Linked DNA regions of Homo sapiens: all the other regions are linked to region 1. A link is an interaction called in ENCODE POLR2A ChIA-PET data of the cell type or tissue named here. Cell type or tissue: PC-9. All regions are shown on one strand.

The links. Peaks named below come from ENCODE experiments on the same cell type or tissue, not always from the same donor. Only the 100,000 strongest peaks of a DNase experiment are listed, where the experiment ranks them.
Region 2: POLR2A ChIA-PET joins it to region 1 with 8 read pairs; 5 of 35 experiments call an interaction of 5 or more read pairs at or near these places.
Region 3: POLR2A ChIA-PET joins it to region 1 with 7 read pairs; 3 of 35 experiments call an interaction of 5 or more read pairs at or near these places.

The regions. Positions count from the first base shown.
Region 1 is chr2:61,529,622-61,532,121 of GRCh38, reverse strand. The region is part of intron 2 of XPO1 (exportin 1); the gene reads left to right. Among named protein-coding and RNA genes, the nearest start is that of XPO1, 7.5 kb to the left of the region's middle. In PC-9, no CTCF peak of the experiment used is centred here; no DNase peak of the experiment used is centred here; H3K27ac peaks cover 406 bases.
Region 2 is chr2:61,380,056-61,382,555 of GRCh38, reverse strand. It overlaps USP34 (ubiquitin specific peptidase 34), which reads left to right. Exons shown (of 80, transcript NM_014709.4): 7 at 2,195-2,387. Among named protein-coding and RNA genes, the nearest start is that of SNORA70B, 36 kb to the left of the region's middle. RefSeq lists a silencer at 1,516-1,716 and an enhancer at 1,308-1,809. In PC-9, no CTCF peak of the experiment used is centred here; no DNase peak of the experiment used is centred here.
Region 3 is chr2:61,351,658-61,354,157 of GRCh38, reverse strand. All of the region lies in intron 10 of USP34 (ubiquitin specific peptidase 34), which reads left to right. Among named protein-coding and RNA genes, the nearest start is that of SNORA70B, 64 kb to the left of the region's middle. In PC-9, no CTCF peak of the experiment used is centred here; no DNase peak of the experiment used is centred here; H3K4me3 peaks cover 412 bases.

The DNA of each region.
Region 1 (2,500 bases):
TAAAATAAAAAAACCTAAACCTGAGTGCCATTACACTTTCTGAAAATATATAAGGTGGATACAGTACTATCTTTTATAGTAGTCCAAAAAGCATCATGTATAAATGTTTCCATTCCCTTATGAAATGCAACAGTACTGCTTTTACTATAGTAGAAACTTGAAAAAGGTCCATGGAAACGCTAAAAGTAGAAAAAATTACTCTTGCAGTGATTCTGTAAGCTTGTTAGCCCAGGTTTATACTTTTAGGGCGTTTTGATCAGTATATTATCTCCTAAAGCATTCTTGAAAAAATTAACCATCCGTATTTATTATCCCTGTCATTTAGTTGTTACTCATGCTATACATTCAACATGAAGCTTTAAGCTTCATTTCTTCTAGCATGGATGCATAGAAAGCAGCTGCTTTTGGAGGAAGCTATGAAAGTAAGGTTGGGTTCAACTCTGAATGTAATATTGGAAGCACAGGTCTGTAGCCATTGGGAAAAAGGGCATTTAATTTTTTCCGCATAGATTCAGCTACTAATACTGTTTAATCTTCACACTAAACTAGTTCACTACATCTAAAGGTATGATAAATAAACCAACATAGAGCAGTGTTCTTCATGGCTTGTAACAGAATTAGTGGCAATTTTTGTAATTGAGAATATATTACAGCAATACTGCTTTTAATAATGTTTCATAGTATTAAGAAATTTAATGGTTTGTTTTAAAATTGACTTGTTAATAAAAAGTAGATTAAGAAAAGTGTTTCTAAATTTTTTTGTTTGTAAGGACAATAGGTTAACTTTCCCAAAGTAAAAGGATTTTGTCTGCAGTAGTTAATAGATCATGTGACAAAATCAGTTGCGTAGAAATAACTAGCAAACTTATTTTGTATTATAAATGAAGAAACAAGATTTAGAGCTTAAAGCTGGTTAAGGAGTCCTTTTGGTCTCTAAAAGTCCTATGTCGTTAGTTCAGTCTACTTTTCGTTTACCACCTCCTTGGGGGTCTTATTTCAAAGGAAAAGGAGTAGTAGTAGCAGCGAGCTGCTATAGTGGAAAACATGATTTTTAGTGTTAGACGTCTTAATTTGATTCTTGGAAGCTCTCTCTAGTCATTGCTTAAGTCCCATGTACAAATATGACCTGTCCTACAAGAGATTGGAGGGTTAGTTATGAGGTTTAAAAGCACCTATTACAGTGCTTGATAGGTAGAAGGCACTCAGCTTAAAGGGTACATTTAGCAGTATAATGAAAATGATTTAGCATATGTGATACTCATTGCTTAAAATTAAAAAAATTTTTTTTTTGCTACTCATAAAATATGCACTAATGACAAGAAAAATTTATTATGCTAATTAAGCTTTTAAAGTCAACTGGGAAAAAAAGCTGTAGGTAGGTTTTTTTTTTTTTAAAGGAATGTGTAACTTGGGGGAGGGGAAGAAATTATTTACAAGGGTGACTTTTAATCTGTAGACAGAACTTCTGCATACATGGTTAGTATAGTAGGATATTTAGCAGTGTAACATTAGGACTACCCTCTACCCTCTGTTATCAGCATTTTTCTATTTTTAGCCAAGTAGACAGCTAGAAAAAAGATGCGGGAAGAGTTGGATGTTTTCTCCAATATTGTGTTCTGTTAAAGATCTTGAACTCTATTGCTTAGCAACTAAAATGCTTTCACCATTCAGTTAGTAGTACAAGGGAGATGCTAGGTTTTCTCTCTTTAGTTTGCTTTTGTGTCTTTTTTTTTTAAACCCCTGCTGGGGTTTTAAGTTTATAAAGAACATTATGTAAGAATGGTGGGATTAGAATAAATCAGAATGCAAATACTAGAAGTAGCATCAGAGAGTAAAATTACAACTAACAGGAAAGAATATTATTTATGTAGCGATTGATGTGAGTGGTGATAGTGTGGGAAGTATTTGATTCTGTGTAGAATGCTTATCACTTCAAAGCATCTGACAAAATGGTAACTTGACCAAGTAACTTTTACTGTGTGAGGATCTTTGATACAACTTTTCCTCTAGTTAGATAAGGTTATCTAGCTAGATATTCTCAGGGAGAAGACCAAAACACTGCTAAAATGTGCTTTGGCCCTAGATAAGCCACATCATTATTCTTTCGGCCTTCTGTCATTTCTCATATGACACATTATGCCCATCAGTCCTTTAATGAAATCAAATAGAAATGTGTATGATTGTATTTTAAAGTATACACATTAACTCTTGTAACCACAGACTCACAATGGAAGCAGGCGTCTGATCTTTTCAGGCAACCACAGTGGTTCTGGTGGGTTTCTGGGTAGAGAACAACCATATAAGTTATTGAGTGTGTAGCAGTGTGTTTTCCTGATTGATGTATGGGATAGTCATGAATGTGGTATTGTATTTCCTACCTGAGGAAAAGGTCATGATTAAAATAAAGCATCAAAGCCAGGATAAGCATATAATTTCTTTCTTTTTTTTTTTTTTTGTAATGAGACAGAGTCTCACTCTGTAGCCCAGGCTGGAGTGCAGT
Region 2 (2,500 bases), 150 kb after region 1:
GGCAAAGAATCAGATAGTGATGAATGCTATGCAAGTAAGTTAGTGTGATACAGAGGGAGTATGGGGCCTTTCTGAAGGGTGATATCTGATGGACGTGAGTCAGCTATTCAAATGATTATTAGAAAGACGTATTGTAGAAGGAACATGTCAGTATAGGCTTTGAAGTTGGCATATGACACAAACTAGAAGCAGATTGGTGTGGAGAATAATGTGTAAGGGGATATAGTTTTGAAGGTGGAGAGATAAGCAGGGGCAGATTATTCAGGACCTTGTAGGCCACTGTAAGGAGTATGGATTTAATTTTTTCAATGGGAGTCTATTGAAGGGTTTTTAGCAGATGTTTCATGATTTTTTAAAAGTTTTATTTGGCTTTTAAATAGATCATAAATATAGGGTGACTGGAATAGAAGCTAGGAGGAGACCAATTGAAAGGTTTATATATTAGTCCTGGAAGGAAAGTGATGATTACTTACAGTAGGATTGTTAATGATGATTTTGAAAATTGGATGAATGTAAGTGAAAATAAAATCAATAATACTGGTCATTATAGGGTATAAAGAAAAGGGTAGCATTGTGGATGTGGATGACATTCAGCACCCCCCCTCCTCAATTTTTTTTATTTGTACTGTGGATATCATTACTGAGATGTGAAAATCTGGGAGAACTTAAAGACAAGACTTTGAGAGGCCTGTGGGACTTAAATGGCACTGGCAAATTGGGAGTATGAACTTGTAGTTCAGAACAGTTTTCATTAATGTAAGAGTTGTGAGTGTAAAGATGGTATTTAAAAACCATAGGAGTCACCTGAGGAGAGCATACAGGAAAAGAGTAGAGGTGAGTCTAAGATAGAGCTCTGTATGGGTTGGTTTTGCTGTGTAAGAAAACATCCCTCAAAACTTAGTGGCTTACAACAATAGCCAGCCAGGCATGGTGGCTCATGCCTGTAATCCCAGCACTTTTGGGAGGCCGAGGCGGGAGGATCACCTGAGCCCAGGAGTTCAAGACCAGTCTGGGCAACATAGCGAGACTCCATCTCTGTGCAGAAGAAAATTAGGTGGTCGTGGTGGCATGCTTCTATAGTCCCAGCTACCAGGGAAGCTGAGGTGGAAGGATCACTTGAGCCCAGGAGGTCGAGGCTGCAGTGAGCTCTGATTGAGCAATTGCACTCCAGCGTGAGTGACAAAGCAAGACTTTGTTTTATAAAAAAAGAAAAAATGAAACAACAGCCATTTATCATTTCTCACAGTTCTCTGGTTAGCTAGGTAGTTTTGTGTGTGTGTGTGTGTGTGTTTTATTTTTTTTTAGTTTTACATTTTTTGTTTATTTTTTATTTATTTATTTTTTTTTTTTTTATTGATCATTCTTGGGTGTTTCTTGCAGAGGGGGATTTGGCAGGGTCATAGGACAATAGTGGAGGGAAGGTCAGCAGATAAACAAGTGAACAAAGGTCTCTGGTTTTCCTAGGCAGAGGATCCTGCAGCCTTCCGCAGTGTTTGTGTCCCTGGGTACTTGAGATTAGGGAGTGGTGATGACTCTTAACGAGCATGCTAGCTAGGTAGTTTTGTTGATCTGTATTGACTTGGCTGAAACTGGATGGTCTAGGTTAGCCTTGTTCCCACATTCTGTGATTGCCATGCCGATTGGTCTTGTGGGGTGAGCGGGAATCTCATATATGTCTTGTAGTTGGCTTCATGTCAGTTGGAGCATCAGGCACTTCTCTTTCATCCAGCAGGCTAACCTTGGTTCCTTGTTTTGTTGGTGATTAGAGTTCCCAGCAAGAGAAGGCAAGCTCAAAGGCTTTTCTAGCTTCCACTTATGTCATGTCTATTAATATCTCATTGGCCAAAGCAAGTTACATGGCAAGGCCCAGATTTAAGGTGTAGAAATAGATTACACCTTTTGATGAGAGGAATAGCAAAGTCACATTGCAAATTCTTGTACATATAATGATGGGAGGAATTTGTGGCCATTTTGTAATCCATTACAGGCCTTGAGGAAGACTAATGTTGAAAGGTTGGACAGCAGAGAAGGAATCTGCCAAAGAGATTAGGCAGGGCCTGAGAGGAAAACCAGAGGTTTGTGGGTTTTGGACACAAAAAATGTTAATGCTTACAATGTACATTTTAAGTTACTGAGTGGTCTTTAAAAATGCTTTATGAATTTTTGTGTATTTTCTATTTCTGAATCATTTCAGGTATTTATGCAAGCTCTCGGATCAGGAGTTACGACAGAGTGCAGCTCGTAACATGGCTGACTTAATGTGGAGCACAGTCAAAGAACCATTGGATACAACATTATGCTTTGATAAAGAAAGCCTAGATCTTGCATTTAAGTACTTTATGTCACCTACTTTGACTATGAGGTTGGCTGGATTGAGTCAGATAACAGTAAGCTGTATTTGTTTTATTTTTGGTCATCGTTTATTTGTTTTCTGGTCTATCATAATACTACCCACTATTTATGGAGCACTTCATACTAGGCATTGTGCTAAGTATTTTAT
Region 3 (2,500 bases), 180 kb after region 1:
ACATCTTGGATTTGTAGATTCATGTCTTTCATGAAATTGGTTATTTATTTAGTTAGTTATTTAAGTATTCTGTCTTTCCATTTTTCTTTGCATTCTGGGATTTCCAAAATGAATGTGTTGCTCTGCTTCATGGTATCCCACAGGTCCCTTAGGCTATTCATTTTTCTTCTTTTCCTCAGACTTGATAATTTCAGTTGTCCTACTTACGGGTATGCTGATTCTTTTTTCCGCTTGCTCAGAGCTGCCTTTGAATCCTTGTGTAGTGTATTGTTCATTTCAGTTGTTGTACCTTTCATTTCCATAATTTCTTTTTGGTTCCTTTTTATAATTTCTGTCCCTTTGCTGATATTCTCATTTTGTTCATGCATTGTTTTCCTGTCTTTACTCTTACTATCTTTGAGATAAAGTTTTTTAAAATCTTTGTCTAGTGGCTGAGTGGTGAGTCACACCTGTAATCCTAGCACTTTGGGAGGCCGAGGCAGGTGGATCACTTGAGGTCAGAAGTTTAAGACCAGCCTGGCCAACATGGCGAAACCCTGTCTTCACTAAAAATACAAAAAAAACCCAACTAAACAAAAAAAACAAAAACAAAAACAAAACTAGCTGGGTGTGGTGGCACACACCTGTGGTCCCAGCTACTTGGGAGGCTGAGGCATGAGAATCACTTGAACCTGGGAGGCACACGTGGCAGTGAGCTGAGATCGCACCACTGCACTCCAGCCTGGGTGACAGAGCAAGACTGTCTCAAAAAAAAAAAAAAAAACATTCGTCTAGGAAGTGCAACAGGTGGACTTCAGGTATATTTTCTGTGGACTTTTTGTTCTTTCCTTTTTTGTTTTGTTCCGCAAAAAAAAAGTACAACTCTAAGACCTCTAGTAATCATTTCAGATGGTTTGTGTTGAAACAATGGCAGCCAGCCTCTGTGCCTGTACCTCACCAGTCAGAATTAGCAATCAGCTAGCTGTCGGAACAGAGAATCTTGATGTTCAGGGACGTGGTCCTTACTGCCCACCTGTCTCCAGAAGCTGTACCAGAAACCTGTATTGTTGTCTCCGTAGCTGCCTGTCATTGCATGGGCAGGTTGGGAGTGTGCGTGTCAGAAATGGGTAGCAGTAGCAGCTATGGCATTGGAGGCTGAAATTGTTAAGTGTAGAAGTTCAGATTGACTCTAGAGTTTCAGGATACTTACATCTGATTCGGCTAGTACATTTTTTGTCTTGGTATAGTAATGGATTCCTGGCGTTTTCTGTTCTCCCATCTTCCCTGATATCCTTTTCTTTTTCGTCTTCATCGTCTTTGTTTTCATCGTCTTTGTCCTCTTCGTCATCTTTGTTTCTTCATCCTCCTTGTCCTCCTCCTCTTTGTCCTCTTCCTCCTCCTCTGCTGCTGCCACCACCACGCATTCTTAATAATATTTTTTGTGTACTGTGGAATTAAATAATGTACACATTTGAAAGAGTGGGTTTTTTTTTTTTTTAATCTCAGTTACAGGATTTTATGATTTTTTTTCTCAAGGGTCTTGTTACTTAAAAATAAGCTCAGTGGCTCATTCCTGTAATTTCAGCACTTTGCGAGGCTGAGGCAAGAGGATCACTTGAGCTTAGGCGTTTTAAAATTAGACTGGGCAATATCATGAGACTTCATCTGTATAAAACAAAACAAAAATAACCAAGTGGCAGATTAATACCCTAGAAACCCCAACAAGGTTTCAATAATATACTTAATTATCAAAATTAAGTATATTATGGAAATTTCATTATATTAATGGTTAAATTGGCAGAAAATTGGAAGTTTATTATGTATTACATATAGTGTATAGTTTAGTATATACATATACTATATATATAAACATGTATATATGTGTTTTTATCATATTTTAAGTAGAAAAACCATGTAAGAGTTACTTGTTGGCAAAAAGTAGAGAAAACTGTTAGTACAAATTGAGAATTCCTAATCCAAAACTCTAAAATTTGAACTGCTACAAAGTTTGAGATCTGAGTGCCAACATGGTGCTCAAAGAAGTACTCATTGGAACATTTAAGATTTTGGATTATTGAATTAGAGATCTTCAACTGGTAAGTATATAATGCAGATACTCCAAAGTGTGGAAAAATCCAAAACCTGAAACACTTCTGCTTCCAAGCATTTCAGATAGGGGATACTTAACTTGCATATTTTAATCTGTAATGTTATTTAATACTATATTTAAATTAACATTCTTAGTCAAGACCTGTAAAAGTGGTAAACTTACTGAGTATTCACTTGTCCTTAAAATCAAATACTGTTTGTAGTATTGAAGTACTGCCATTGTTTTTTAAATGGATACTTAGTGGTGTTAAAGTAAATAGCAGTAGAAGCAGATAGTGTAATTTATAAGAAGCCTCACCAAGATAGAAGAATTCCTGCAGTATTATGTTTTCTTACATGTATTTCACCTTATATTTCAGTATTAGGTTGTGCATATTTACCCTGAAAGAGAAGCAGCAGAAGAGAATTCATA